Linked DNA regions of Homo sapiens: region 1 is linked to region 2. A link is a loop called in an ENCODE intact Hi-C map of the cell type or tissue named here. Cell type or tissue: GM12878. All regions are shown on one strand. Links, peaks and the distances in the headings refer to the core of each region. The heading gives the core; the rest is flanking DNA. Region 1 overlaps LOC105378641 (a long non-coding RNA gene). Region 2 overlaps LOC105378641 (a long non-coding RNA gene).

What was found. Hi-C counts contacts between places; a loop is a spot of excess contacts. Peaks named below come from ENCODE experiments on the same cell type or tissue, not always from the same donor. Only the 100,000 strongest peaks of a DNase experiment are listed, where the experiment ranks them.
Region 1: it touches region 2 in a loop (3-fold over the local background); 6 of 110 quality-filtered maps call a loop at or near these places.

Annotation. Positions count from the first base shown.
Region 1 is chr1:34,584,916-34,600,571 of GRCh38, reverse strand. The region is part of intron 3 of LOC105378641 (a long non-coding RNA gene); the gene reads left to right. Among named protein-coding and RNA genes, the nearest start is that of MIR552, 77 kb to the left of the region's middle. In GM12878, for the core only: a CTCF peak has its summit at 8,143; DNase peaks (open chromatin) are centred at 8,261, 8,631 and 10,101.
Region 2 is chr1:34,522,586-34,538,241 of GRCh38, reverse strand. All of the region lies in intron 5 of LOC105378641 (a long non-coding RNA gene), which reads left to right. Among named protein-coding and RNA genes, the nearest start is that of MIR552, 140 kb to the left of the region's middle. RefSeq lists an enhancer at 7,534-7,703. In GM12878, for the core only: no CTCF peak of the experiment used is centred there; DNase peaks (open chromatin) are centred at 5,961, 7,511 and 7,831; H3K4me3 peaks cover 1,534 bases; H3K27ac peaks cover 4,247 bases.

The sequences.
Region 1 (15,656 bases), core at 4,420-12,419, 62 kb before region 2:
TCTCAAACCCTTCCCAATTCCTGCCAGGACCCTGATTGATACACTGAGCTTGGCCAATTGGTTGTGCTGCCCAGGACTTTCAGTCTGGAGCATGTAATGCAAAAACCCCCACCAATGGTTGGGAATTCATTTGTGGTAACCATGGTAGTGCCCAGTGGCAACAGCAATTGTGGCTAATGTCAGTGTCCTTCTTCTGCAGTGACCATAGCATCCTAGCCAGATCATTTCCTGTGTTTTGGCCCTTGGGGGAGCCCTTGGTTCTTGCTTATTTTCCAACCCTTGTACCTTAGCCTCCTAATAATTTTGTAAGCCTCCAATATCATTCTAAGAAATTCTATTTTTTTTTTTGAGATGGAGTGTCGCTGTGTCACCCAGGCTGGAGTGCAGTGGCATGATCTCGGCTCACTGCAACCTCCGCCTCCCAGGTTCAAGCGAATCTTCTGCCTCAGCCTCCCAAGAGAAATTCTCTTAAAAATTAATATAGCCAGAGATGTTTCCAGTACCTTTAACAAAAACCTTGACTGATACAGCCATTGAGGCAGATATTTGATGTCTGGTCCAAAGCTTTATTTTTTGGCCAAATTGAAACTGCATGGAGTTCTTTAAAAATGGCAGATTCAGTTAGTATGAACTCCTTTTGTTCATTGCCCGTGGCATTTCCCCTTCTTTCTACCTGGAATGTGGGCTGATGTTGGAGGCACAGCTGCCATTTTGCAACCACAAGTTAATCATAAGGAAAAGGCTAAGAATGTGGTAGAAGTCTTGGCCTAGATGTCCCTGTGCCTTTGGGCCAACATAGCAACAACATCTTCTAGAGGCTTTCTTCTTACCAGAGAAGAAAGAAAAGCCCTGCTTGGCTTAAGTCATTGTTTCTCATTTTGTTATTAACGTAACGAATTCCTTCTATTATAGTATTATTTACTTCTATCTCTACAACAATTCTACTTGAGATTGAATTCTCTGCGTATCAGGTGGAGATTCAGAGGCTGAGAGCAGACAAGTGACCAGTCCAAGTACATACAGCTAGTACTGGGGAAGGGACGCAAACTGAGAACAATGCCATGAATATGTTTTGGCCCATTCATTTGATAAGAATTTCAGGATTTCTTATCTTGTGCCAGGCCTGGGTCCAACATTTGAGATACAAAGATGGATACAACAGGGTCCTTGCCATTGAGGTCCACCAAAGTGGGCCAAGTGAGAGATGATGGGAAGTTGCCCAAGGAAGATAGAGAGGGCTGGGTAGAATTAAGAGACATTTAGAAGGAAGAATCGTAGGATTTGGTGATAGATTCAAAGGAGAGGACGGATATCTAAGTTTGTGGCTTGAACACTTGGGAGAAATGTGTGGTCATGACTGGTATAGAGAATATGCAAGGAAAGGCAGGAGTGGTGGGAGGCAGGTGGGAGGAGCCTGGAAGGCAGGCAACCAGATGCAGAATGGATTTTTGAAGCAGGGCAGCTCTGGGGAAGCAAGGGCTCCAGGCTGTTGTCATGGGATTGGTGACTGAGATAGAGTGGAGGTGAAAGTTGGGGCTGGCCTGAAAGCCTCAGCTGCTAACTATTAATGCCATATTCCCTATTCAACCCCTTCAGGGCAGCCTGGGCAACTGGAGCCACAGAGGAACAGCAAGAGGAGGGCTGTGCTTTCACATTGGACCCTTATAGAGGGCCTTGGCAGGCTCCCCTTCTCTCCCCAGCCATTTTCTGGGCTTGAATTCAGCATTCAGTCGCTCTCCTCATTAGAAAGAGTGGCTCTGTGGGTCTGCAGGATCACTCAATACAGTAAGTGAGCCAACCCCAGGGGTTCTTTCAGGTAACTAGTACTTAAGCCCGCCATTAGCCACCATTAGGGATGCCTTTACTGCTTAATGATCACCAGCTACAGGGCTTGGTGGGGCTGGACAGATGGAGAGCAGGGAGGAGCTTCCCCACAAAGAGGCCATTCCAATGTTCTTCTCCTGAGACCCCAGAATTGAGGCTGCTCTGCCCTCCAGGCACAGGATTAGTTACAGATCACTGGCCTGTCTTGGTTAGAATAGGTAGAAATCTATATTTGATGAGTCTATGGGAAGAAGGAAGGGGATGCTAGGAGAAGCTAAGGCTCCTGTTTCTTTCTGATGGGTGGGATCTAAGGGTATTTGTGCTCTCTCTCTCTCCCTCCCTCTGTATGTGTGTGTTCGTGTGTGTGTGTGTGTGTGTGTATGTATTTTGGGGAACCTGTTCTCCGCTCTGAGGGGGTCTGGGATTCAGGGTTAGATATCCCACTTTATATAATAGAAATTTCCCCAGGATCCACTAGTCCATGGGTATCAATGAAATCATGGGTAACAGAAATGGCTCAAATTTCACTGTCTTGTGTCCCCACCTTACCACCCTCTGAAAAATCTCGCAGTTTCCCAAGAATCCCTGGGACGTCTCTGGCACTTCTGGACACATATGCTGCTGTTTCAGTGAGCACCAAGTTGCCCTCTAGGGGGTGCTGCTGCTCCACTGGGCATGGCCCTGCAGACATCATTGCTGCTCTGCAGGTGCTGGGAACTCCGGGCACTGTTGCTGCTCTGCTGGGCACTGCAGCCTCTCCCTCTGCACTCCTGGGCAACCCTTTGAGCTCTGCTGCTGGTCTGCCAGGCCCAGAAGTGTCCACCAGTCACCACTATTGCCCCACTGTTGCTTCACTGGGCTCTGTTATTGCTGCCATCTCTCAAGGGACACAGTTCAGGGGGCCAAAGCTGAATAGTGGTCTGTTGTAGGTGGAGAAGAAGGGAGGAAGCCTCTCGCCTCTTGTGCTGCACTATCTTGGAGCCATCCCAAACTTCTATAAAGTTGGATGACACAGGCCCTCCTGTCTTTTTTTTTTTTTTTTGAAACAGAGTCTCGCTGTTGCCCAGGCTGGAGTGCAGTGGCGCGATCTCGGCTCACTGCAGGCTCTGCCGCCCCCGGGTTCACGCCATTCTCCTGCCTCAGCCTCCTGAGTAGCTGGGACTACAGGCGTCCGCCACCTTGCCTGGCTAATTTTTTGTATTTTTAGTAGAGACAGGGTTTCACCGTGTTAACCAGGATGGTCTCGATCTCCTGACCTCGTGATCTGCCCGCCTCGGCCTCCCAAAGCCTCCTGTCTTTACTTAGGTATTTTATTGTTCAGCAAATATTCATTTTCTCTCCCCAAACCTCTAGGAGAGAAATGTACTTCCCAACCATTAATGCTGAGCTTGGCCGCGTGACTTGCTTGGGCTAATGGGACATTAGCAGTTACAAAGCAAGCAAAAGCTTGGAATGTGCTTGCGCAGTTGGACTTGCTGCCTTCTTGGGCCTTTGCCATTGCTGGGAGAAGAACATGCCCTCCAGATCGAGAAACCTGGGGAACAAAGCCAGATACAGCAGGCCTATGGCTTGAGGCAGAGCCTCCCCAGTAGACCTGCAGATGCCAGAGTAGGGAGTAAATGCTGACTGTTGTATGCCACCAAGTTTTGGATGGTTTGTTATGCAGCATTATTGAGGCCATAGTTGACTGAGGTAAGCTCACTCCACTCTAAGATCCAGACGCGTGTCTATGGAAATAGACTAAGATGAGTTGGACTTAAGCCATCAGGTAGTAATGAGAAATTTCCTTTCATTGATTAAACTATCCAGCTGGGTCAGGTTATTTGAGTTTGATCCCTCCTTTACTTAGGATAAATTCTCTCAAAAGGCTCTCAGGTCTCATGCAAATGAGCTTCACAAGGGCCATCTATCTGAGTGTATTAGTCCCTTTTCATGCTGCTGATAAAGACATATCCGAGCCTGGGAAGAAAAAGAGGTTTAATTGGAATTACAGTTCCACATGGCTGGGGAGGCCTCAGAATCATGGCAGGGGTGAGAGGTATTTCCTACATTGTGGCAACAAGAGAAAAAATGAGGAAGAAGCAAAAGCAGAAACCCCTGATAAACCCATCAGATCTCATGAGACTTATTCACTATCACGACAGTAGCACAGGAAAGACCGGCCCCCATGATTCAATTACCTCCCCTTGGGTCCCTCCCACAACACTGAGACATGTGTAGACTCAAGCTGTATATTTCTCTGTTTGCAAACTTATGTTTATTAATTTTTATAAACACTCCAGAGCAGGGGTTGGCAAATTCTTTCTGTAAAGGTCCAGATCATAAATACTTTTGGTGTTGAGGACCATACGGTTTCAGTCACAACTACTCCACTCTGCCACTGTAGCTCAAAAGCTGACATAGACAATACTTAAATAAATAGACATGGATGTGTTTCAATAAAACTTTATTTACAGATACCTAGAGCCTGTTGACCGCTGCTCCGTGGCAAAAGCATTTTAGCTCTTCCTGCTACCAACACATGGCGGTAGCAATTGTGACTGGTTATCACCTGATTTGTTGGGGAATGTTTGCACTGTTTGTGTTACACTGAAGCTATTTTACAAATGTTGTTATCGTCATGACCAACAATAAGTGGAGAAGTGGAGAAGTGGCGAGTGAGCTTATTGAAAATGCTGGTTAGAAGAGACATATGGTTATGATGGAATCCAAAGTGGAATAATAATTTCAAAAATTGAAAGTGGTGAGAAAATGGATGTTGTAAGTGAAATGGGATACTTTTTTTTTTTTTTACAGTGTCATGATTGTGAAGGATAGAGAGTAAATCAAGCAACATGTAAAAAAATGCTGCACCCATGCTATTGACAATAATCAGCAAAACATAATGAGAAGCAATTGCCAAAAATCAAAAAAGGAGAAAAACTTTTGAGTGTATGGCTAGAGAGTAGAAGTATCAGTGGAGCCTCATTAGCCTAATATGAGTTCAGGAAAGGGTAGGAGTCTGTTTGAGAACTTAAAGGCCACGGTGAACTGTTGCTTGTTGCAAGCCATAAATGGTTTTTCAGGCTCAGGGCCCCTAAAGTCTATACAAGGTCAAAGAGATGTTGACACTGTAGCTGCTAAGACTTTCTCTGTAGAGAGCTTTAAGGAGGAGATTTACTTGCCTTAACAGATTTTAAAAGTGGGAGATATAGGGCTGTTTTGGAAAAAAACACATCAGAGCAAAACATATTATGTGAAGCATCAACTCACTCGTCTATCTAGTGGAAATGGGCCTGGGGATTACAAGCTTAACCTTCATGAGGTTCTTTGCAGTTGCAAACAAGCAGACTTACAAACAGCTGTTTGGAACTGAACTTGTTAACACACACACATGCGTGCACACACACATACCCATAAAACAAGGTAGTAAAATGAAGGGTAAAATCTGTTGCTTTGCAGAGCACAATATAGTCATAATTCACTTAATGACATTTTGGTCAATGTTGGATCACGTGTCCCAAAAGATGATAATACTATCTTTTTACTGTACCTTTGCTATGTTTACTTGCCATTGTGTTACAGTTGCCTGCAGTATTCAGTGCACTAACATGTTGTGCAGGTTTTAGCCTGGGAGCAACAGGTTATACCATATAGCCTGGGTGTGTAGTAGGCTATATCATCTAGGTTTGTGTAAATATTCTCTGTGATGTCTGCACAACAACGAAATTGCCCAAATGACCCGTCTCTCAAATGTATCCTGGTCTTAAGTGATGCATAACTTACTCAGTTTGGATGGGGGGATGGCGGGGAGGTTCTCAGCTCAGCTGCTCCCTCCTCACTCAGGGGCACGTGGGCTTAAGGAGATGGTTTGCAGGTGAAACACAGTGGTACAGTGGAATGAGTATGGGTTTTAGAGCCAGGCAGCTTTGGTTGGTGTCTGAATGTTGTCTATACTAATCATATAATCCTGGTTGCTACTGTGAGAAGCTTTCTACCTCCCTCAAAGGAAATGGAGGAGAAATGTATCCTTGGGAAAAAGGGGGGTGGATACCTCTGCTATGGAGACAGAGAGGGTAGTTATAGCACTGACCAAAAGGGGAATAATCAAGGCATTATAGCAACTTGTTAGCTTATAGGTTGATATGATAAGTAAAGGATCTGGGGAGAGGGGAAATATTGATCAAAGGGTACAAAGTTTCATTTAGGAGGAGTAAGTTCTCTGATCTATTGTACAGCATGATGGCTAGAGTTAATAATAATATGTATTTCAAAATTGCTAAAAGACTGGATTTCAAGTGTTCTCACCACAAAGAAATAATGAGTATGTGAAGGGATGGATATGTTAATTAGCCTGATTTGATAATTTCACAATATATACATGCATTGAAACATCATGTTGTACCCTAGAAATAGAAACAATTATTATTTGTCAATTTAAAAAGTGAGCTGAAAAACAAATTAATACAAGGGCAAATCCAAAGAACTGTAGTGGGGAAAGGAGTGAAAGGAGGGATTAGGGTGATTCTCACCAGAGGAGCGAGAGGTGACCTGGCTGTGGCCCTCCTTTCTTTGAGGTCCAGCATGAAGAGAGGGTGGTGGTGACTTGGGGGATGGAGCAGTCTACTTCTGGTATCTCAGGCTCAACGAGCTGTGTTAGTTAAGGTTCTCTTGGATGCAAGTAATAGAAACCAATTGGAAGTAGCTTAAGGTATATTATATTTGATTTATTAGAAATATGTTCTAGTGTCTCATGGAATTCAAAGAAACAATTGAATAACCTAGCTGAGGGAGGAACTTAGCAGTAGGAGTTCATAGACTTCCTTCCCTCTAGGGCAAAGCTTCTTTAACTTCAGTAGCATCAGAATCACCAGGAGGACTCCTGGGCCCCACCTCTAGCAGGAATTTGCTTTTTTTTTTTTTTTTTTTTTTTTTTTGAGACAGAGTCTTGCTCTGTCGCCAGGCCGAAGTGCAGTTGATCTCGGCTCACTGCAACCTCCAACTCATGGGTTCAAGTGATTCTCCTGCCTTGGCTTCCTGAGTAGCTGGGACTACAGGCACGTGCCACCATGCCCAGCTAATATTTGTATTTTTAGTAGAGATGGGGTTTCACCTTGCTGGCCAAGATGGTCTTGATCTCTTGACCTCGTGATCCACCCGCCTCGGCCTCCCAAAGTGCTGGGGTTACAGGCATGAGACACCATGCCCTGCCTAGGAATTTGCATTTCTAACACATTCCCAGGTGATACTGCTGCTGCTGCTCCTGCTGCTGCTGCTGCTGCTCTTCCTGCTGCTGCTGCTGCTCCTGCTGTTAGTTGGCCCAAGAGCACTGCTAATAGCGTGGCTCAGTGATCAGCTCCCAGCCCTGTCCCTTGGTTCAAATGACTTGGGCCATCCTGGTCAAGTGTTCTTCTCTGGTCCAATCATTTATGGCCAGGGGATGGAGTTACAGGGTGTAGACACAGCTGCCTGAGGGCCACCCCCAGTGTGTCATGAACACTTCAGAGAAAAGAAGGGCTTGGTGGATACAACAGAAGGTGTCTGCGATTCCACTCCTCACAAATGCTGCATTCAGGAATCCGAGTCTTGAACGCTGAAGTTCATTCTGTAGGGTTTGTCTTTGAGCTGCCACTCTGTCCCTTGGGATTCTCTCCACCAAGATTAGCCTTCAAGTGAGACACTGCCTTCCTGGCTCTTTGCTTTCTAGTCCCTTTAAACAAGTAAGTAGGGCATTTACATTTTAGTAGTAATCCCTACTGGAAAATCTAGAGGAGATAATACATCTAACTAACTTGTGAGAAGTTACACAAGTTTTGAAATGTTCTAAATCCCTTATAGTAGTAGGGTTGAAGACTCTTGGTTCTCCTCTGAGTGGGTAGCCTGGCTATATCATTGCTGTCCTCTGCCAGGAAGATCTCTCTTCTTAGCAGTAGGTCTGCCTTTGCTACCAGGGCAGAGACACAGAAGCTTTATTCTCTCAGTGGTTTATTATAATACATCTTTGGGGACAGCCCTAGAGTGATCCCCACTGGGCATTTCCCCAGGAAACAAAATCCTGAGGAGGGAACTGCAGATGCCTGGATTCCTGCCTTTTCTGTTTACTTACAACATCTTTATTTATTTCTTGGAGGACAACAAGCTTTCGAAAAAAAACAAATAAATAAACTAAACCCTAGTTGTGTTTGGAGCAGAAAGAACAAGGGAGGTATTGCCTGCCACTGTGGAGGGAAAACACACAGGAAAATAGAGAGAAAGCAGACTTATGCTGCCATTTAGCAAAGTATTTTCTGCCAGAGAAATGGATACTCAGAGTGGTGAGGGCACACGAAGCTTCGGCAGGGGGAGCCCGTCCTAAGTAGAGAGGCTAAAACAGAGTGCAGAATCACTGACACAGGACTGGGAAAGATCTTCAAGGATGACTTCCCTCTATAACCTCTCCACCAGGTAGTTATCCAGCTTTTGCTTGAACCTTTCCAGTGACAGGGAGCTCACCACCTGTAAAGTCAGCCTACTCTTTCTTGGGGTGGTTCTGACACTTAGAAAGTTGTTCCATGTAGTGGTCTGTCATTTCTCCAGGCTGACAATGACAAGTTTACCAGGTCCCTTTGTGGTTGGGTTATTGCACTAGCCTTGAGCTGAAACTGTGGAAAGTATGAGAATCAGGCACCAAATCAGAATCCCAATTCAGAAAAGGAATTAGATTTTGCCTGAGACCCTTCATATCTAAAGCAATACAAAGATTAAATGTGAGTGGTACTGAAACTTGTAGTGATAAGGCCCCTTGTGGAGGAGGAATGGAACAGGCTGAGTCATTCCAGTCTCTTCTCTTCTGTCCTGAACAGTTCAGCTCTCCCCCAAACTTGCACAGCCCACTGAGCAATACAAAAGGACTGCAGTGAACCAGACTGAGCCTCCTTACAAGGCAGCAGGCCACCTATTATTTCTTAAGCATGTGCTTTGAGGCTTTACCTCCACAACTGGCTTAGCAGAGTCTTCTTTTCCAAGCACAGAGAGAATATTCTCCCTGAGAAGAGTTCTGTGAATATAATTTTCTCCATATCATTGCATATATAATAATATCTCTATGTCTCTAATGCATTGGGCTAGATTTGATTAATCCATTCCTTTTTTTTTTTTTTTGATGGAGTCTTGCACTGTCGCCCAGGCTGGAGTGCAGTGGCACGACCTTGGCTCACTGCAACCTCTGCCTCCCGGGTTCAAGCTATTCTCCTGCCTCAGCCTCCTGAGTAGCTAGGATTACAGGCACCCACCATCATGCCTGGCTAACTTTTTGTATTTTTAGTAGAAATGGGGTTTCACTATGTTGGCCAGGCTGGTCTCGAACTCCTGACCTTGTGATAGTCTGCCTCGGCCTTCCAAAATGCTGGGATTACAAGCTTGAGCCACCGCGCCCGGCCTCCATCCCCCCTTTTATTCACTCTTCCCTACTCTTTCCTAGGATGAAGTCTCTGGTGTTAGTTTTGGCCTCAAGCTCTGTTTTCTAAGGAACCTGGGTATGTTCCATTTCTTTTCTTTCTTTCTTTTTTATTTTTGAGACAGAGTCTCCCTCTGTCATCCAGGCTGGAGTACAATGGCACCATCTTAGTTCACTGCAAACTCTGCCTCCTGAGTTCAAGCGATTCTCCGGCCTCATCCTCCCAAGTAGCTGAGATTACAGGCACACGCCACCAGGCCCAGCTAATTTTTTCTTTTTTTTTTTGTAGAGATGGGGTTTCACCATGTTGGCCAGGCTGGTCTCGAACTCCTGACCTTAGGTAATCTGCCCGCCTTGGCCTTCCAAAGTGCTGGGATTACAGGTGTGAGCCACTGGGCCCGGCCCCATTTCTTCAATCGTTGTATTCCCAGTGTCTGGCCCAAGTGCTAGGAAATAATAGGCACTCAGTGTACTCTTGTGACTATGATCCTTTTTTGGTATTGAGGGGTCAAATCAATATTTCAAGACCCATTCTGGAGGCTGCCAGGGTCTGGACAGAAAAGCAGCAGCAGGTGCTCTCTGGGAGGGAAAGGGGTAAAATGGAGCTCAGAATTCCCGATTAAGGCACGTTTCAAAAAGGAGACCTGCTTCTAACCTTCAGGTGTCTCCTCCCAACCCCCACCAGGCCAACCCTGTGAAGGGGGATTGAGTAGTTTACAGTGTCCTTGCTTGCTCCCTTCTCCTTAGCCTGGAGAAGGCTTCCCAGAACCTGTTCACCTGAGACAGCCACTCAGCCTCACAGCACGAACAAAGGGCTGTCTGGGCCTTGGCTCTCAGCCAAGGATGCCTTCTAGGTGTTGTCATGGCAATGTCGGAGTCAGGGGTTGCTCACCACAACTCTGCTTTGATTGTAAAAAGTAAATTCCTTCTTCCTTTTCCCTGAAGTGTCAGGTGAAACCTTTCCTGCTGTGAGATGAGGGTGGGGGAGGCCCCCCTGTTGGAGCAGGTGCCTGGATGTGAGTCATCTCTGAACCAGCCTGCCTGGACTCCCAGGGAGTGAGGTACTCAGAAAGCATCGTATGTCAGAGTCAGGGAACTGGAGATCACACAGCGGACCAATCAGCTCCTTGTCCAGACTGGAGACAATTCAAATGGTCAGTGCCTGCAACCAAGGACATCTCTGATACTGGGGTGACTTAGGAACTTATAGGATCAGCTTGTCTGTTCTGGGCTGGTGAGGATTGGTTTGGGAGTTCACTGGGTGCCCTTTGTTAACAATGAGAATGACAACAACAGTTGCTAGCCCTTGTATAATGCTTACCATGTACCAGGCGCTGATCCAAGGAACATGGTAAGGAGCTTGGATTGGCTTCAGTGGGGCATGTCAAATGCCCAGCACAACACCTGGCATATAGAAGTGTTCAATAAATAGAGCTGCTATTGTCATTATCAGATGTTGTCATTATCAGACTCTGATCCCACCTACGCCTTCTCTAGTAGGTCTGTTTGACTGCTGAGGTCATTTCAAGGTAGCTGGAGGTCACCTTGCCCGCTTGGATTTAGGATGTAATTGCCAATCTGAAGGATCAAACTACACATTACATTTCCTTATTCCTAGTTCCCCAGAGCCCTGCTCTGGCCCCAGCTAACCCTGTTCTCTTCTGTGGGAGTTCTAATGCGTTCCTAAGGGTTCAATGTCCACAGACCCTCTGGCTGGACCCCTGTTCTAGTGATCAGTTTGGCAAGGATCCAACTTAAAGAAATCCCCAGGTTGTATTTGTGTCCTGCCGCCAGGCTCAGCATAATGGCCATGACAGTTGAAGTAAGCAATTGGCCAATTTTCTTCAGGAACGTTTGAAATAAAAAGCAGTTTGTCTGAGTGGAGGGAATTGTGAGAGCCCCAAATGGAATTGCTTAAATTTATTGCTGGAGAGTTTTTACATATTGAGCCAAAGGCATATCTTTTTGCACTTGGTCTTGAGTTTTCGGGAGTGCTGCACTGCCTTGGAGATGGAGAGGTCTGGGCTGGCTCCAGAGTTGGCCTGTAGGAAGATCCATCCCATCCCCAGACCTTCCACGAGCAGTCTTAGGTCTGCCCCATCCTGTGGGAAAGATTTGAATGCCAGGATGGGAAACACTCCAGGCTTTTTCAGTGGAAAGTGAAAAGTGGTACCTGCATCTCAAAATAGGACGTTGACCAAGACTTATCATCCGTAGCATCAGCCATGATCTTTAGCTGCTGAGCGGATCAGAGGCTGCAGCAGATACGACTTTTCAGGTGGGTCTTTCAGCCATTTAGTGGATGAGCACAGCAGGCAGGAAATGTGGGGGCTGCCAGGAAAGAGCCCCTGCCGCAGTTTTTCTGGTTGGGACAGACACAATTTTGACCTCAAGTTCTAGAAGGCACTGGGGACTTCAACACAAGTCAACACTAGAATAAGATGGAAATTATTTGCAGGAACAGCAGGGAAATGTAGTCAAAGGAGGTAGGCCAGGTTATTATCAGACCAGAGATCTGGTCTGACTTGGCAGTAATTCACTGTGTGACCATGGGCAAGCCACTTTTCTTAGGACCTCAGTTTCCCTATATGTAAAATGAGGTAGTTAGAATAATTTGAGGCCCTGCCCAGCTCCAACATACTGTGATCTGTCTCCTTATGGATCATACCCCAAAACCTTCCCTCTCTTTACCTGTCTCTCTCTCCAAATATGACTTACATATTTTATTTTTTTAAAAAATGTAAATATTTATTTATTTATTTGAGACAGGGTCTGTGTCACCTAGGCTGGAGTGCAGTGGCACAATCTTGGCTCATTGTAAACTCTGCCTTCTGGGTTCAAGTGATTCTCCAGTCTCAGCCTCCCCAGTAGCTGGGACCACAGGCATGCACCACCATTTTTTGTATGCTTTTGTAGAGATGGGGTTTTACTATGTTGCCCAGGCTGGTCTTGAACTCCTGAGCACATGTCATACACCTGCCTCAGCCTCCCAAAATGCTGGGATTACAGCTGTGAGCCACCACACCCAGCCTGACTTACATATTTTATACACATTGAAGACGCCTCATGCAATACTGACCTCAGTGCATTTAGATATACTGACAGGAGGCATCCTGGTGCAGGGAAAATAGTGTTGTCCCAGGAGTCAGCCGATCTGGTTCAAGTCCTGGCTCTGCCTCTCATGCTCTGTGACCTTGAACAAGTTACTTACCCTTTCTGACCCTCAGTCTCTTTCTCTAAGCCTAGGAATAATGTTGTGGGGATGAAATAAGACAGTGTCATAAATCATCAAGGATTAAGCTGGGCAAACATACGTGCTCACTCAGCATGAATTTCCTTCCTCTTCCCATGCTCAGACCCATGTAAGCTGCATCACCTACAGTACTGCTGGATGAGGGAGGACCCCGCTTTGATCTTATGCATGAGTTTGTACTCTAAAGGGGAAGTGTTATCTTTCATGTTATCCTCTAAGCAGCTGGAATGAAAGATTCTTGGACCAAATGATAGGTATTCTTGGAAGTGCTACTTTGATAAATGGCTTGAGCTGGGGATTGGGTGAGACTCCTGGGATTATCCTTAAGTAAAATAGATTGTAGCAAAACTGCCTTCTAAAGAAGGTAGGTCCTATTAATTGCAGAACTTTTGCTGAGCAAAGAGATTGAATGAGGGATGTGAATCTAGGAAAGGGGCTGAATTACTCTGAGCTATAGAGGAGAGGGACACTGGTGGATCTAGAGGAAAGAAAAAGAGCCAAGTGATGGCACAAGAGAGAAGGGGCTTTGAGGAAAAGTTGGAAGCATTTAAGGGCGATTTTTAAAAAGCAGCAGGCCTACTCACATCATTACACATACACAGAGATTTACCCTGTATCAGAGATGTTACAGAGAGACACAAGTATGCCCACATACAGACATGGTGCTGTCTATAGGCATGTAAATAAATCTCTATGTGTGTATGTGTGTGTGAGACAGAGAGAGCGAGCGAGCACATGCCCATGTGCGCACATGCTCTCTGGCACTGGAGACAGCTGTGCTCTAAGCCTTATGGACACTAGTCTATCTGTATTTAGTCTGTATTAAGCCTTCTCCCTTTACCTCCTCCCATGCCATGAGGCCTGGCTGGGGTCAGAACTGCTCTGTTCGTAGAAGTGGTGTTCAGAACCCTGCACTGGCTTACCAGACTGAGCAGGATGGTGGGGTACCTGGAGAAAGTGACGTTTCTCACTCTCTCGCATTTGGTGGCCCAAATAATAACATATTTTTTTTTGCTTGTAAAAGTAATATGCTCACTCACTACTATGTGCCAGGTGCTGTACTAAGCACTGGGAATATACTAATGAGCAAAGGAAGCATGGACCTGACCTTTCTGCCCTCATGTAGGATAAGGGGATGAACCCAGGCCTTGAGGACCTAAAAGAAACTCAGGAGTGCTTGGAGTGTAGACAAGGAGAGGGAGTGCAACAGTGGATGAGTCTGGAAATGGACACAGGCCAGATCACAAGGGGTTGTAAAATATGTTCAAAGATTTGAACTTGATCTTCAGGGCCACAGGGAGCCATTGAAGAGTTTTTAGCTTTGCTTTCTAGAAAGATCACTTTGGCTTCACTGTGCATGCTGAGTCCTTTCCTTAGAGCCAGAGTCCTTTACAGCCTCTATGATGAAAGGCAGCAAAGTCCAGCCAGGACCCAAGATCACGGGCTTGGGTGAGGCCTGGCCATACACCATGGGCTGGATTCTCTCCTTCCAGTCACCCCAATTCATGTGCACAGGCTGAGGCTTCATGGTGGCAACATACAGTCAATCATTTTCAGATATTTGACTTTAAATAACACTTACTGAGTGTCTAAAATTTGCCCCTTTGGATTGCATCATTTCATGCTCACATTAGCCTTACAAAGCATGTAGAACAACTTTCATGTTAGAGGAAGAGACAAGGGGCTAACGTTTGCTGTGGAGTCCTATCCATATTCCAGGTATGGAACTAGGGGCTGACCTTACTTAATCCCATCTGAACATCTATGATATTAGGGCTGTTATCTTCATTTTAAGATAAAGAAGTTAACAACACAGGTGAAGCAGTTTATCCAAGAACCTCAAGTAAGTGGTGCAACTGGGAATTTTTTCCCCAAGTTCTTGAGCTGCAAGTCAAGTTCATTTTGCTAGGTTATTTCCTGAAAACTTAACAAAAAAGTCTTCTCTTGCCTAGCAGAGTCATCCTCAGTCTTGTGTGCTGCTTGGGAAAGACACGATGGAGTGAAGACAAGGGCGACTGCAGAGGCTCAGGGCATCCTTGGGCTGGCAGACTGAGAGGGTGAGCTTGCTGCAGCTCCCTGGGGATGGCACGGATTCCCACATCCTCCTACTGCCCCACCAGAAATGTAATTCAGGGCTGAAGAAGGCAGGGGTCAAGGGCTTTGCTGTACACCAGTTCACATGCTCAGTTATCACATGAGTTAAGCCTCTCAGGGTCAGCCAGTTGTGGGAAAAGAGTCAGGCAGGGATAAATGGCAGGAGGTAGCACAGTGTGGGATCATAAGTTTTGAAGTCAGAGCTCTCTGGGTTTAAATGCAAGCTCTGCTATTTAGGAGCCATGGAAACTTTGCTCTATACCAAGTTACTTTGAGGAAGCTTCTTTGCCTGTGTGACTTTGGGCAAGCCTGTTTGTACCTCCGTTTGCTCATCTGTAAAATGGAGATTATAACACTTCTTACCCCTCTGAATTTTTGTGTGGATGAATAAAATAATGCAAGGCATTAACCCAGCACCTGCATGTTCTGAGTTCACAATAACTGCTACCTATAATTGGCAGCCATTGACTAATGAGCCAAATCTAAGATGAGAATTAAACTCTTGGCATAGAGTTTGGGTGGTGGTGGTATGTGTTAAATGGCAAAATTTTTTTGTTTGTTTGTTTGTTTGGAGATGGAGTCTTGCTCTGTTGCCCAGGCTGGAGTGCAATGGTGTGATCTCGGCTCACTGCAACCTCCACTTCCCGGGTTCAAGCAATTCTCATACCTCAGCCTCCTAAGTAGCTTGGATTACAGGCACCCACCATCATGCCCAGCTAATTTTTGTATTTTTATAGAGATGGGGTTTCACCGTGTTGGCCAGGCTGGTCTTGAACTCCTGACCTCAGGTGATCCACCTGCCTCGGCCTCCCAAGGTGCTGGGATTACCAGTGTGAGCCACTGTGCCCAGCCCAAATGGCAAAATGTTTTAAGAGTACCCAGCATAGTGATGACCCCCAGCACAGTACCTAAGGGGTGCCCAATCCTCGTGTCTGTCCTGGTTTCCCTCTTCCTGGGTCTGTGGAAGAGAAATCAGCAGATGTTTTCAGTGGCTGCAAATATTTACTAGAAATCTTCAAGGTTGGTCCTTTGCTTTGTCAATCCTTGAGGGAGTAGCTTGGATTGTGTTTG
Region 2 (15,656 bases), core at 3,976-11,975:
ATCCCACCAGCCAGGCAAGGAGATGCTGGGAGAGAAGAATGATGAGTAGTCTTGGCAGGTGGTCAGCTCCAGGGACATCCAGCTGTTTCCTATTCTTCACAGCCCTAGGAGAATGGAGACTGAGGCATGAGCCAGATCCCATTGTTGATGGGGCACAAAGTCAGAATAGGACCCAGCACCAGGCTGGCAAGGATGAATCATGAACAATAAGCTAGAGGAATCTTCAATTCTCCCAAGTACCTAATGATTGGATCTAGAGCTTGAGGTGAGAGCTGATTAGCTATAGCTATAAGCATTCAAGACCCTTAGTGGAAGAGAATTATATGGAAGAATGCAGCTCTCTTTACTGGACAACTCAGATAATAATAATCATGATAGTAATAGTGGTAGTGTCAGCAGCAGCAAACACTTATATAGCACTTACAATGTGACAGTCTCTCTTCTTGACATATATTTCATCTTTACAAAAAGTAAATCTAGCATCACCTCCATTTTAGAGATGAGAAATCTAGACACAGAAAATATGTAAGCATCAGCATGTACTGGAGCCAGGGTTCAAGTCCAGGTAATCTGGCTTCGTGGTCCATGTCTTAACCCCTGCACACTACCACATCAGATGTCTAGGAATCTATTTTCTCATCCTTAGATAGGAAGAACAATAGATACCTTCTCAGACTGTAGGTGGGAGTAAATGAATGTGGAAGCACATGTAAGCTAAGAATTACAGCCTTTATGCTTGTTGTTGTTTATAATACCCCCAGCCATCCCTCAAATACGATCCCTTTTGCCAGCTTTTTGTAATAATTGAAAATGAGCTGGAGATGGAAGGCTTCACCTCTAGTAATGTTTTATTGCTTAAGATGGGTAGGGCACACAGGTATTCATTGCATTATTCTTTATAGCTTTTTGTATACCTCAAATATTTCATAATAAGCTAAAAAACCAAAATGAGTATATGCCAGGGTGGGGTAAGGAGAGTGGCATCAGAATACATAACCCTAGCATGGTCTTAATGCCAACTTTGTTGACTTGACACTATGGCTCTTGGGCCACTCTAGTTTTCTAGACACCATCTGGAAACATCTGGAAAGAAAACAAACATTTCAGGCAGGGAGATTTTTACACTGGGAAAAGGGAGCCGAGAAGGAGAGGACAGAAAAGTAAGAGAAAAACTAGCCAGAGTATTATGTGCTAGAAAAAGCCGAGGGAAGAGGGCAGAGAAAGGCTTTCAAGAGGCTGAGCACGACGAGAAGCAGGGAAAGGCCACTTAATGAAGCAAGTAGAAAGCCCCTAGTGATCTTCCAGAGAGCAGCTTCAGAGTCTGTCAATAATTCACCTCTTTCTACAGTAGGATTGATATATTTTATCCACAGATAATTGATATATTTTATATATGTTATATATATAAATATACATCCACAGATAATTTACATATAATATAATATATAAAATATATTATTCAATTGGTTCAGTAAAGGATAGATCCCAAGGAAAAATTGGCACCAAGGATAAAAGAGGAACTATTAATAAAACATGATCATAACAAAATTTAGCTTAGCCTCTTGGAATTCCAGGCAAAAAGTGAAATACAGAAGCTGTAAAGCTCAGATAATTAGAATGAAAGCCACAAGCCTGTTCCTCAAGATATGCATTTTTTCCCCATCTAGAGTTGGCCTTTGATACCTCAGGATGCTTGAAAGTAGAAAAGGGTAGTTTAAATTGCCCTTAAAAAAGGGAACCCCTCCAAAAATGGATCAAAGTTAGAATGCATCTTAAAAAATAAAATATTATTAAAATAAGTTTATTTTATTTCACACTTAAAATTGAAGTTGTATATGTAACTATCTGCCCACTCTTTGGATGAATAGGGTGAACCAACTGCTGAATTTTTTTGGTAGAATTTTTCCAACAAAAGTATATAATAGAATGAAATAACATTCTCAAATTCATGTTTGACTTTGGCAGCATGATCATAAAAAGGGTGTTTTTTTTTCCAAAACTCTTTGAACACTCTATCAATTTTCTCAAGAGCGTCTCTTATTCCTTTGATATTCAAACCATTCTCTTTCAAAGTCTTCACAGTATCATCGCCCTTGCTGTTTTCTCCTCTTGAGTTGTTAACTGCTCGAACTCTCCCAAATACTGATTTGTCAAAGCCTTTGCATGTGACGCCAGCAGTCCTTCCCCTTCACTTTCATAGATTTTATGAAATCCTGCCCCCCCATTTTTTGGCGATATTTTCAATTATACTTTTGCAATCAACTTGCATTGTATTCCCAGGGTATTGATCATCTGTCAACCAGTGAGACACTGAGCAATGAAGACGTTGATGGGACAGGAAGGAATAGACCCTAGTGGGAGTGTGGGAGGGATGTGAAAGACTGAGGACTCATGTCCTAAGTGGCGACCTCTGCTGCCCTAGATGACCTAGTCATGGCAGGGGTTCAGGTAATGAATGCCTAAATAAGAGCAACCCCTGTACTAAACTCTTAAAGTGTTTCTCACATGGCTCCTTACAAAGATGACCACCAAGGTAAAGAAGCAGTAAACAGGCCGGGCACAGTGGCTCATGCCTGTAATCCCAGCACTTTGGGAGGCCAAGGAGGGTGGACCACGAGGTCAGGAGTTTGAGACCAACCTGACCAACATGGTGAAACCCCCGTCTCTACTAAAAATACAAAAGTTAGCCAGGTGTGGTGGTGCACGCCTGTAGTCCCAGCTATTTGGGGGGCTGAGGCAGGGGAATTGCTTGAACCGGAGAGGCGGAGGTTGCAGTGAGCTGAGATTGCACCACTGCACTCCAGCCTAGGCAACAGAGCAAGACTCTGTCTCCAGAAAAAAAAAAAAAAGCAGTAAACAATATCAATATGCTTAACAGCAGGTGTACAGCAAAATTGGTGCACATTTTATATGGCTGTTTCTCATCACCACTGCTGAAAAAAGTTGGGGCAGAATGTCCAAACACAGTTTAGTGGAGGTGATTCTGTGAGGGGCTGACCTTAATATGGTCCAACATGTAGTCTCCCTGTATTAGTTATCTACTGCTGTGTAACAAATGACTCCCAACTTATCGACTTAAAACAACAGACATTTATTATCTCATAGTTTCTGTGGGTCAGAAATCCAGGAGCAGTTTAGCTGCAGGTCAGCCAGGGCTGCAGTCATCTGAACATTGCCTAAGTCTGGAGGATTTATTTCCAAGCTCATTCATGTGTCAGTTGGCAGAAAGTTTTAGTTCTTGCTATGTGGGTCTTACCCTAGGGCTTCTGATGACATGACTTCCTCCAGATGGAGTGATCCAAGGGAGAGAGAGGGGAAGCAACCAAGACAGAAGACAGTGACTTTTATAACTTGACCTTAGAAGTGACATACCATCATTTCAGCAGTATTCTATCAGTCACCTGGTACAATGTGGGAGGTGACTGCAGAAGGGTGTGAATTCCAGGAGGTGATAGTCATCTTTGGTGGGAGGCAATCTTGGAAACTGACTACTGCACTGCCCCTGGGTTGATTGGCCATGAGGTAGAGACAGTTTTAATATTGGAGCAAATAACTGGGAAGAGGCAAGAGGTTGAGAGAAGGGGAAAGGGAGGGAATACATGGAAAGAACTCATGGAGTAAGGGGTGTGGAGGCTGCGGCAGGGCTGCCCCAGACAGTTGGGCTAGTTGCGCACTGCACTATTTTAGGAGGTTCCATTTACACAGACAATATATTAGGTGCCCTGAGTGAAGACAAGCACAGCATCTTCCTGGCAGAAATTTGACATGGAAAGGGCTTCACTATATTCACTTCTTCATCATACAGAAATGACCCAGATGTTTCTGGAAGCTGGGTTTGTGGAGCTCATTCTTTGTGTTGGTCAGGTGGGAGGTGGCCACTTACAGTGAGGGGGTCTAACTGGCATCTGTGAACTCTTGGCTCTGGTGTGATGCTCCTTTCTTCTGCTGAAGGAGCCAATGGAAGTGAGTATTATGGGGGTGTCACAGGAAATCTGGCTGCACTTGGGGACGGCAACATGACTCGCTAAGGAGGAATAGTGAGGCAGAGCTGCTGCTTCTCTTTTTAGCGTCTGCAGTTCCATTTACACCTCTGTCAAAAAGAGTTGACAGAGACACGATGACTCTGGAATGAAGCCCCAGAGAATATCAAGCCAGAGACGGGAAGCCAGAGAATATCAAGTTATATTTCTGTAACCATCAATGACTTGCTGTATTGCTCTGTGTGACGGGCTGAAATGTGTCCCCCCAAGATTCATATGTTGAAGTCCTAACCCCAGTGTCTCAGAACGTGACTTTATTTGGAGACAAAGGCTTTAGAGAGGCAATAAGGTAAAATGAGGTCATTAGAGTGGGTCCTAATCCAATATCACTGGTTTCCCTGTAAGAGGAGATTAGGATGCAGACACCTATGGAGGGAAGACTTTGTGAGGACACAGGGAGAAGACAGTCATCTGGAAGCCAAGAAGAGGGGGGCCTCAGTAGAAACCAATCATACCAACACCTTGATCTTGGACTTCTGGGCTCCAGAATTGTGAGAAAATAAATTTCTATCGTTTAAGCCACTCATCCTATAGTACTCTTATGGCAGCCCAGCAAACTATTATACCCTGGACAAGTCTTTACCCTCTATGTGTTCTGGTCTTGCAGTGCTTACGGAGATGGTACCTCATTGGTATGGTGTGTGCACATAATGGATATCATGATGAATATTGCACATATGGCTGCTGCTAACACACGTGGTGCTTTTGTGTAAATTAAAAAAAGATGCCCTGGCCGGACGCGGTGGCTCACACCTGTAATCCCAGCACTTTGGGAGGCCGAGGCGGGTGGATCATGAGGTCAGGAGATGGAGACCATCCTGGCTAACACAGTGAAACCCCGTCTCTACTAAAAAAAACAAAAACAAAACAAAAAAATTAGCTGGGTATGGTGGCGGGCGCCTGTAGTCCCAGCTACTCAGGAGGCTGAGGCAGGAGAATGGTGTGAACTCGGGAGGCGGAGCTTGCAGTGAGCCAAGATCTCGCCACTGCACTCCAGCCTGAGCGACAGAGCAAGTCTCCGTCTCCAAAAAAAAAAAAAAAAAAAAAAAAAAGAAAGAAAGATGCCCTTCTCCCAGGTGGCTGCAGTTTTGCCCTGGTATGCTTGGCTTGGTGAGGTAAGCATGGGCTAGATTCCAGTGCTCCTTGCCCCTAGACTAGGCACGCTTTTGCTGGGCACAACCTGCATGTCCTCACATGGTGACTGTGCCAATGCAAGGAGCTCTGGATGCCCAGGAAAGAGGGTGGGACACTAGCTCTGACTGGAGCAGCCATTCATGCCACTGTTCTCAAGGAGAAAGGCTGAGATGACATCCCTTTCTCCTCATTGCCCTTTCCTAGAACAAACTCAGTGAAAAACTTCAGCAAATGATGCATTAAACTTTTAAATTTACAGCACACTTAGCAAGTCTACTATACCTTACTAAGATAACACACCAAAAGGTTGGAGAGAGCTCCTTTTAAACATTTTATGAATTCATGGCTCTGTACTCACTGCCTCATTCTCATTCTCAACTACTGATACTTACAAACCCAGAAATTTACATATTCATGTATATAGAAATACCACCTAGCTCTATATATAAATACATTTTAATATCACTTTGAGGAAATTTGTAGACCTGGCTACCTTGCCACAGGTTAATGAATATTTGTTTAGATGAAACTGGCTCTTCCTTGCCAAATTTCCTCCTCCTAAGCCAAAAGCTCAGGAGATGCCATAATTCTCTTCCCTTTACATGGCACCATCAAGGTAGCTCAGGAGAGCTGGAGAAGCTCAGGAAGTGGAGTCAAGCAGCCTGAACTGGGAGTTGGTGTGGTCATGGGTGGCTGGGGCAAAGTGCTAAGATAGATCTGTGCCCTTCTCCCCGAGACTTTCTGTAGCTGAGGGTGCTGCTTATGGCTTACAGCTGCTGACACCTGCAGCTCTGTTCCTGGGACTTTCCCCAGAACTACGGGAGGCCACTTTGCAAGTACTGGAGGAGCAATAACCCCTGGGAGCAGCCTTCAACCAATGATTGGTGGGGCTTGTATATAAAACACCCCTGCATCTCTGCTGGGTGTGTGTACCTGTGATCGTTTTGAGGCATGTGTTTTACAGCATTTTCCAGAGTTTCCTCATGGGATTATGCAGCGGTCCCTCACTGTGGGAGCTGGCTTAATAACACACAAATGTTGGTTGCTTGCCTTTTCCTGTGTCACTTTCTCATTCCTCTACTGGTGTTTCTGGGGCCTCTCAAAATAAATTATTAGTACTTAAATTCTGTCTCAGGGTTGGCTTCTGGGAGAATCTAAACTCTATCCCCCTCCATATTATAAAAGACTCTGCTTCAAACTTTAGATAGAGTCAGCTAATTGCTCTGACCCAAAGAGCCTGGCCAGAGGGTCCCTGCTGCTAATTTGCTGCTGTAGGGTACATTTATGGCTCACAGCCTGAAACACATCCTGTGTGTTTTACCTACTATGTCTGTAATATCCTATGGACTGGATATTATTATCCCATTTATAAATTCTTGAGGTTAATAGAGGAGTCAAGTTTAGGAAGTGGAGGGATGGAAAAGCAATTCACAGCCATTGCATACCTATTAAAATCTAGATCAAGCTTATCCAACCTGCAGCCCAGGACAGCTTTGAATGTGGCCCAAAATAAATTCATAAACTTTCTTAGAACATTATGAAATTTTTTTTTGCATTTTTTTTTTAGCTCATCAGCTATCATTAGTGTTGGTGTATTTTATGGTGGCCCAAGACAATTCTTCTTTCAATGTAGCCCAGGGAAGCCAAAAGATTGGACACGCCTGCTCTAGGTGCTTTATATACTTAAAATAAAAACTTAATTTTGAAAGAATAGGAAAGTTGCAAAAATAGGATAAAGCATTTTTGTGTATTTCTTACCTCACTTTCATCTTACAAAAACACATCGTTGGTGTACATACATTTATTTCCTAGCTCTGTCTGATGAAAGCAATGATGCTACAAGCAATGACACCTCAGTAGCAATAAGCATGTCCAGCACCCCAATCTTGGTCTCTAAACAACGTTCTCCATTAAACGGAACCAGGGTTCCTAGGGGAAATAGCTGATTCCAGGGCTGAGAATGGAAAATACAAGATGAGCTTGGAATATCTGGAGGCTTGTCAAAAGAACAGAGGAGCCAGCCTGCTGGAGCTCCTAATGGCTGAAGCTGAAATAACTTGAGAAGCAAAATAATAATGTTGGTATTGGACTTTAAGCCAGATAATAAGCACATACACTAAAATTTTAGACTTTTTACAACCCCATGAATAGATATTATTATCCTCATTTTATAAATTCTTGAGGTAATGGAGGAGTCAAGATTCAAATCTAGGTTCAAATAGGAACAAAGCTCCACTGTGCAACACGACGTCCCCGTTGTGGGAGGGCAAAGAGTCTCTTCAGGCATTAAAGCTTTCACTTCTGCTTTGAGTTGAGCAACATGCAAACCTTTACCCATGCGAGAGTGGGTTCTATTTTCTTTCTCCACCTTTCCATCTTTCCAGCAAACCTTTAATTCCTACTGTCCTCACACTGACCTCACAGAGTCACTCTTTTGTTTACTCTACCAGCTTAAATCAGAGGTCACTTGGCAAGAGTTTTACAATAATCCCCCTTTTTAAAGTCTACTGATGTTCCAGTTGTTTTAGAGCAACTCTTCCATTCTCATCTATAACTCAGATACAGTCTCAGGTCCTATCTGGGGAATTCTAGGGGATGGGAGGGAGTTAAAATAAGAAGTAGAGAGGGCAGTGGGGTGGAAACTTGACATCCCATTCTTAATCACCGCTCTGTGCCTTGATGCCTTCCTGATAGCATGTGTACTGATTCCTTATTTGTTCACATTTCCTGGGGGGTGGTGAAGAGAGCTAAATACTCCCACACGACTATAAAAATAACGAAGGTGATGAATGGCCCCAAACAGCAAGGAAGGGAAGAAAAGCATTCCTTTCCCGCTTTTCCTGGGCTGTAGATAAATCACATCTGTCGTGGCTGGGGCTGTGGAGCTCTAGCTGTGATGTGGTTGGGGTGGCTAGCTGCCAGACCCTCCTCCCCTTCCAGCAAGGAGGCTGACTCTGCTGGCTAATTTCGAAAAGAAAAAAGGAAGCAGGGGTCCGTTCCTCTTAATAGCTCAAGGCCCCGAGTCTCTGGGGCCTCAGGGCCTTCACCTCCACACTGGTGCTGCTTCCTTGTGGACAGCAGAGCCAACCTGTGTGCTCAGGGCATGCCTGTCCTTTGCTGCACCTGCAGCTGACTGCTTAGATGGGTTGAATGCAGACTGGCCCAGAGGCAGAGGGATGCGTGAGATAACCTCTGACAGGCTCCTTCCTGTCACAAGTTTGGATCACAAGATGGGTTTGGAGTTCTGACCCAGAATCAGTCAGTGATAAAGCTTTGCCATTTTAGAACTATAAAGGGAAGTGGTGGGCCAAAACCTGGGAGTCACCCTTGACTCTTCCTTCCTTCCCATTTCCTACGTCCCATAGGATTCCCTATCTTAACAATTTGATCTCTTTAACATCTTCTGCTTGTGCCTCTCTCTTCCCAGGGCCCTTGCCTTAAGGCAGCCCCCTCCTCTCTGCCTGAATTGATGTCAGGACTTTCTGGTGGTCTCCTGTCTCCACTCACATCCTCTCTAGTTTACATTCTACAAACAGCCAGAGCAAGCACTCATCTCAGTACACATCTCCCCCAGTTAAAACCTTTCTATGGCTCCCGTTGTCATGAAGAAAAAAATCCACATTCAACTGCATGGTGTGCACGGTCTTGCATGACCAGGCCCCTGCTTCTCTCTCCCCGTTTGTCTCTCATTGCTCTTCAGCAACTCTGATCTCTGAGACAGCTGAATCTCCCTATGAGTCCCTAAATAAGACTTGCTTTTTCTTGCCTTCAGTAGGTGCTCGAACATGTTCCTATTTATTGTGAGAGCTTCAGCTGCAGCGTTACTTCCTCTAGGAAGCGTTTCTAAGGCTAGCTTAAAGAGGTCTTCCTCTGCTGTCACAAGGAAGCCTCCTGACATTATCCATCTTGCAATCTCATCAGACTCCTTAATAATAAGGTTCGTCCAGACGCTATTCTAGCACATGAGCTGACTAATTGAATGCTCATACCCATCTTCTGTTTAGCATCTTCGTTTTACAGATGATGACGCTGAGGTACAAAGCAGTTCAGTGACTTTCCCAAGGTTTCAGAACTTGTATGTGACAAAGTCAGGCTTGAGCTTAGCCCATGCTCTTGACCACTATGCTGTACCATGTGTGTTAAGTGACTAGCAGAGAGGATTGCTTTGTTACATTTATGTAGTTTTCCTTTGAGCAGCTGGGATGAGCTCCTGGAGCTGTAAACAGAATTTCTAGAGTTGCATCTGCACTGGAAGGCCTTCCAGATTGGCAAGTTATATCCTGAGCATGGACCACCTGCTTTTATAGATAAAGTTTTAATGGGACACAACTACATCTGTTCATTTACACATTATCTGTGGCTGCTCTGGTGCTACAAAGGCAGAGATGAATGGTGACAGAGAACTTATGGCTTGCAAAGCTTAAAATATTTACCATTTGGCCCTTTAAGAAAAGCTTTGTAGACCCCTGTCAGACAACCCCATATGCTTAGTAAATGGCTGAGCTGGGATGGGGACAGAAACCTTTCAGGCTCCAGATTCCAGAACTTCCAAATTCTGCACACCAACTTCCAAGGCATCTCCCTGCAGCCAGGTGCTGGGACAGGTTACACAAAGTAGCCACAGGAATATGAAAGGTAGGAACAAGGACCATACATACCTTGAGCTCTGTCAGCTGCGTTCCTCCTTCTTCCCTACTCACCTCTCTGTGTTGTCCCCTTCCTACTCAGTGTCTGATGTCTTAGCTGAGGCTGTTGGTCTGCAGCACTCGTGGGCCTCTGCATCAGAGTCTCCATCCCCTTGTGAAGCCCAGTTCCTCCTAGAACAGCTGGGCAGCCTCCTTTTTCCTGGTGCCAGCTCGCTCCCTCTAGGCAGGTGCCAAGAATTGAAGTCCAGATCTCCTCCAGCCTACTTCCTCCTCTGGGCCCCGTCACTCCACACTGGAGAGCCACAGATGGAGTTGGTTATAAAAGTGCATCAATAAATGGAATTGGGGACTGGGTGCAGTGGTTCATGCCTGTGATCCCAGCACTTTGGGAGGTTGAGGTGGGCAGATCACCTGAGGTCAGGAGTTCACGACCAGCCTGGTCAACATGGTGAAACCTCATCTCTAAAATATAAAAATTACCTCCTGGGCATGGTGGCAGACACCTGTAGTCTCAGCTACTTGTTGAGATTGATGCAGGAGAATCACTTGAATCTGGGAGGCAGAGGTTGCAGTGAGCCGAGATCGCACCACCGCATGCAGACTGGGAGAGAGAGCAAGATTCCATCTCCAAATAAAATAAAGTAAAATAAAGTGAAATAAAATAAAACAAAAGGAACTGGGGAAAGAGAAAATTCCTGGCATAGAGAAGAGCTTGTGGGTGTGTGTGTGTGTGCATGTGCGCACACATGCATGCACAGGAGTGTGTGTCTAGGGGCACGCAGAAAGGTGGGAGTGGAAGGAGGGCTTTGCGGAGAGAGAGAGAGGGCAAAGGCCCCAGGAAGGGAGGATTGTGTGGGGCTGTCAGAAGAAGTTTGATTTAAAATCAATTTTCTGGCCAAGAAGAATCACTCTTGCCAGGGTGAAATATAATGTAAAATAGGAAAGAAAGGCAAGCTTGGGCTCTGCCACGATGTGCCTCTAGCCTTCCTGCTTATGAAGCAAATAAATCACCTTCTCCATAAGGCAGCCAGTCCAGCTGTGTTATCATAGCAGGGGCAGATGCAAGGTGCAATTGGCTTTGGTCACCAGACTGGAGACGTCAGACTCAAGAAGGATAAGGCCCACGAGGGCGGCCCTGGCCCTGCATGTGAGTGGCCTTAGCATCAAACTGTCTTAGATACCAGACTCACTGTGAACTCATCCTTTGGGCTTTAATTCTGATATTAGAATTATTCTGATTGCCAATGACAGAAACCCAATTCGATTTCGTTTAGGTTACTAGTGGCTCTTGTAACCTATTTGGCAAATGCTGAAGTTACCAAATCTCAGGCCTGGCAGGGGCTCAGACACCCCAATAACCTCTGTCTCTCTGGAATGTCAACTGAATTCTGCCAGGTGGGCTTTCTCCATCAGCTACTCCTGACAAATCCTGGGAGTCATCGCTAGAGATAAATACTCTATTTCCTTGGTTTTAATTGGAGAAATCCCAGGGGGGGACTCTGATTGCCCTAGCTTGACTCATGCCCTCTTCTGGTCTCACTGAAATGAAACGGTTGGGGTTGAGAGAGGGAAATGATCCCCAAAGAAATGGGCGTGTGGTTACCAGAAGAAGGAAGGGCCTGGACACACCAACTGCGGATGTCCACCACAGTGCCTGATCCTGCCTTCTGCCTCTGCCGCCCCAGCTTCCCAGCACCAAAGTCCTGCCCTTAAATCTTAAAAGTGTTGTCTACACTTCCTGCCCCCGCATCCCTCTCTCCTCTGCCCCTTGCAGTCTGACTTCTACCCCACCGTGCCATAGAGAATCTCCCTCGAAGGATCTGACCAGAGGAATCGTTAGAGAAAGCACACGGTCTCATCTCATTCTGTTGGTCTCTCTGTGTGTATGGTTATTAGCTGCCTGTAGCTGTGGGACAGTCTCTTCCCATCCTTCTTGTACCTGGGAAACGTGCTTTCCACCGACCTCTTGGACTGTTCCTTCTCAGGTTCCTTCTCTGGGTTTTCTTCTTTAGCCCATCCCATAGTTACAGGATTCTCCCAAAGTGCTGCCCTCTTTCTGTCTTCATCTCAGCACTCACCTTTAGTGATTTTTAATTACCCTCAGGGCTACATTAATAGAGGTTTAGTAGCTAGAGAAAGGGAGTTCATGTTTCTGCTCTGTAGGCAGACCCTGTCTCTGGTAATGGTCTTCAATCTGGACAGGGTGTTTTTAAAGGAGCGATGAAAGACTGGTATGTGTTCACAGGGTTATAACTAGAGTGGTAAGAAGACTCAATACTGGGTCATATGGGGAAAAAGGTAGCGATTGGCAATACTTAACCTGGCCAAAAGAAGCACGAGAGGGCTGCTTCTAGGGTTGTCAGCTTCATGGGTGGGGTGGGGTGGGTCTTAGAGCATTGCCAGAAATTCCAGGGCAGCTAATGTCATCTCTGTGTCCTTGGGGCTCATCCAACCTTCAGCATCAGAATTAGGGCTTCACATAGACTAATTCTGCACCAGCTCTCTAGCTGGGCTGTTCTGAGTGAGAGAGGAATACCCCCTCTCCCCATCCTGGGAAGCAGGTTTGCAGAGATGGGCAGATATGATTTACAACACTCTGGAGGGGTGGTAGTCCGGGCGGGGGGGTTGGCTTTCTAATACTTACAGGTCCTCTGATTCTCAAGTCACTGAGACTCTCTGGCTTAGAGATGAGATTTTACGGGAGGCAGGGTTCCTCTCATTCCTAAACGACATTGGGTGGAATCAGTGAGCCCCTCCTCCCCTGGGTCACCTGGGGCTTATTCTGTGTTCAATCTCATCCTCCACCCAAGCCTCGGGGGGCCTTATTTCTCTGTTTATTTAACTGTTCAAATAATATCTATTATTGTTATTATTATCTATTATTATTATAGCCTACCTGCTACAGGCCATGCAGTGTTCTAGGTGCTAGGAACACGCTGTATGTAATAATTAGAATAACAACACATACAATAATAATAATAGCAGCATGCATAGAGTGCCTGTTATGTGCTAGGAACATCAAGGTAAACAAGTCACACAAGGTCTCTGCTCTCATGGAGCTTAAATTCCAGCAGAAGAGATAAACACTAGCAGGTAAAGACACTTTCATCTTAATAATTGCTGTGATGAGAATAAATTGGGTAATGAGAGGAGATGGGATGGAGATTAGGGATGCAGACAGAGATCATTTAGAAAGGGTGTTCAGGGAAGTCCCTGTAGAGAAAGGGTTTAACTGAGACCTACAGGATGAGGAGAACCCTGCAAAGAGATGGAAAAAAAAAATGTTCTAAGTGAGAAACAAGGACCTGGACTGCAAGTGCAAAGGCCCCAAGAAGAGGGCAGGTTTGGCTTGTTTGCAGAACAGAAAGAGGCCAGAGTGGCAGAAGCTAGTGAGTAGAAGGGTGGTGTGCAGTGAGGTCACAGATATGGGGATGGAACAATGCAGAGTTGGGAAGGCTGTGCAAAGGAATTAGGACTTGCACATGGAGATGATATGATCAGTCATGCATTTTTACAAGACCATGTTTGCCTGGAGGATGGCCAGACAGTGGATGGGGAAGAAAGGTGAGGATGGAGCCCAAGTTTTGGGTAAAAGGCCATGGCAACAATGCAGGAGGGAAGAGATGGCTGCCTGGACTGGGGAGGTAGAGGGAGAGATGGGCAAAAGTGGACTGGGGTATATTTTAGAGAGAAAGCCACAGATCTTTTTATGGATTAAATGGAGAGAAGAGAAAGAGAAGAATAAAAAATGAATCTATGGCTTGGGGCCTGAGCAATGGGGTGCATGGTGGTAGCATTACCAAAACAGGGGTTCTTGGGGTGGAGGAGGTTGAGATATGGGAAAGTGAGGGGTCAGAGGTAGGCTTTGGCTCATGGTGCCACCACCCCAACACTGGTCATCAGTAATCAGGGCTAATGGCTGCTACTCAGAGAGACTCTGAAGCCAGCTCTGTGATCCAACCAGGATAATTCCAAAGCTGTCCTGGGGCCTTGGACACATTTCCAGCAGGATAGAGTCCAAGGTCCTTCTTGTCACTCAAATCCCGTGAGATCTGGCCCCTGCTCTCCTCACCACTCCATTGGCTCTCATTCTCCCCAAGTACTCGATAGCATAGCCAGACCTAAGGGAGCCTCCCAACTTCTACGCTCTGTCCAACACATTTTTGAGTGCCTACCATGTACTGTATTGGGCGCAGAAGACATAGAGAAAAAAATAACATGGCCCTGGACCTAAAGAGCTTATTTTCTGGGGTAGATAAATAATTATTATAGAAGAGCATGGTGAGGAGATGGCAGAGGCACCCTCAGGACTTTGTTGAGAGAAAGAAGAGAGACAATGGCCCAGGTTGGGGCAGTCTGTACAATCTGCTTCCTCTTCCTGATCATGTTCAAGAGCTGCTTCTGAGAAGCCAATCTTGACCTCTCCAGGAGACTGCACACTCCTCCCTTCCTCCTCCCTCCTCAGGCTTTCCTGAGTATGACCCCCCACGACAGTGCCTGGGTTGTACTTCATCTGTTTCTCCATATGTCATTCCTACTGGTCTTAAGCTCCTCCAGAGCAGGGCCCCCGCTATTTCTCTCAGCATCTTCAGGGGCCTGGCCATGACCTGCCACAGGTTCCAAGTCTGGTTTTTGCCCTCCCCCCTACCCATTGCCCTGCAGTGGAAGATGGAGACTCCCACTTGGCTATTGAAGAAAAGACTATTTCATGGCTGTCAACCTACGCTTCCTGCCTGGAAGACGTCTTGGCTTCTTCAGCCTGATAGGAGGCTGCTCCTCCTGCCTCTGGCTGCCAGAAAAGCTCAGCCTGCTTTAAGGAGGGACCAGACTTTCCACTGAGGCCAATACATGGGAAATGTAATACACAGGAGTTGAAAATGTCTACATACACAGAAAACATTCAAAGACATAGTATCCAGAAAGCATGATGGTTTTAAACTTGTTTTCATTTTTTTGGTTAGGAGTTTAACCTAAGTCTGTGTGTACTGGGGACAGGGGGCAGCACAAACCACTTCAAGCTTAACTTAATTCTTCCTAATTTGTCACCCATCCCACCTATTTACTTGGGGCCCTTCTCATCCTTAAGGGGAGTCATACACAGTGTGGATGGGTGCAGAGGGGATGTGGGAGGCAGCATCCTGAGAGTTACTGGCATCACCTTTCCACATTTAAAATTCAAGTTTATGGGCTTTGTCTCTTTAGCTTGTGTTTTTCTCATTGTGGAGCTTACATTTTTATTTGCAGGAATAAAAGTCAGTGGCAGCTGATGTGGCCCTCTGGAGTTGGAGGCAATAACCATTGTGGGCAATGTAGCCTGGAAAATAATAATAATAATAAACAGCACAAGGGGAGACAGCTTTTTGAAGGTGGTTGATGAATGACTATTGACTCCATAACATCTCTCCACCACCACCACCGCCAACCACATACACCCAACTTCCCTGCAGTCCTGCAAGAATTCCACTGACAAGCACAGCACAGATACTGGTGCAAAGGAGGGAAGCTGAGAAGGTTTGCTCAGGGGTCCTGCAACTGGGAGGTGAAAGCAGCTGCTAGGATAAGCAGGTGACATCACATCTGGAACAGAGAGGGAAGGGAGATGAGGCTCTCTGAGCCTCAGTTTCCCTATCTATACAACAGGATGAGCATGCCTGCCTCATAAATTTTGGGGCAGCTTGCACGAGATGGCATATGTCAAGCATCTAGTACAGAGCCTGGCTCATAGTAGACCCTCTATAAATAATAGTCCACACTGTCCTCCCATCCCAAAGCCAGAGATGGAACCAGTAATGCTTTTTCAGCAGAGGAAGGAAGAGAATCTCAAAGGAAAGGCATT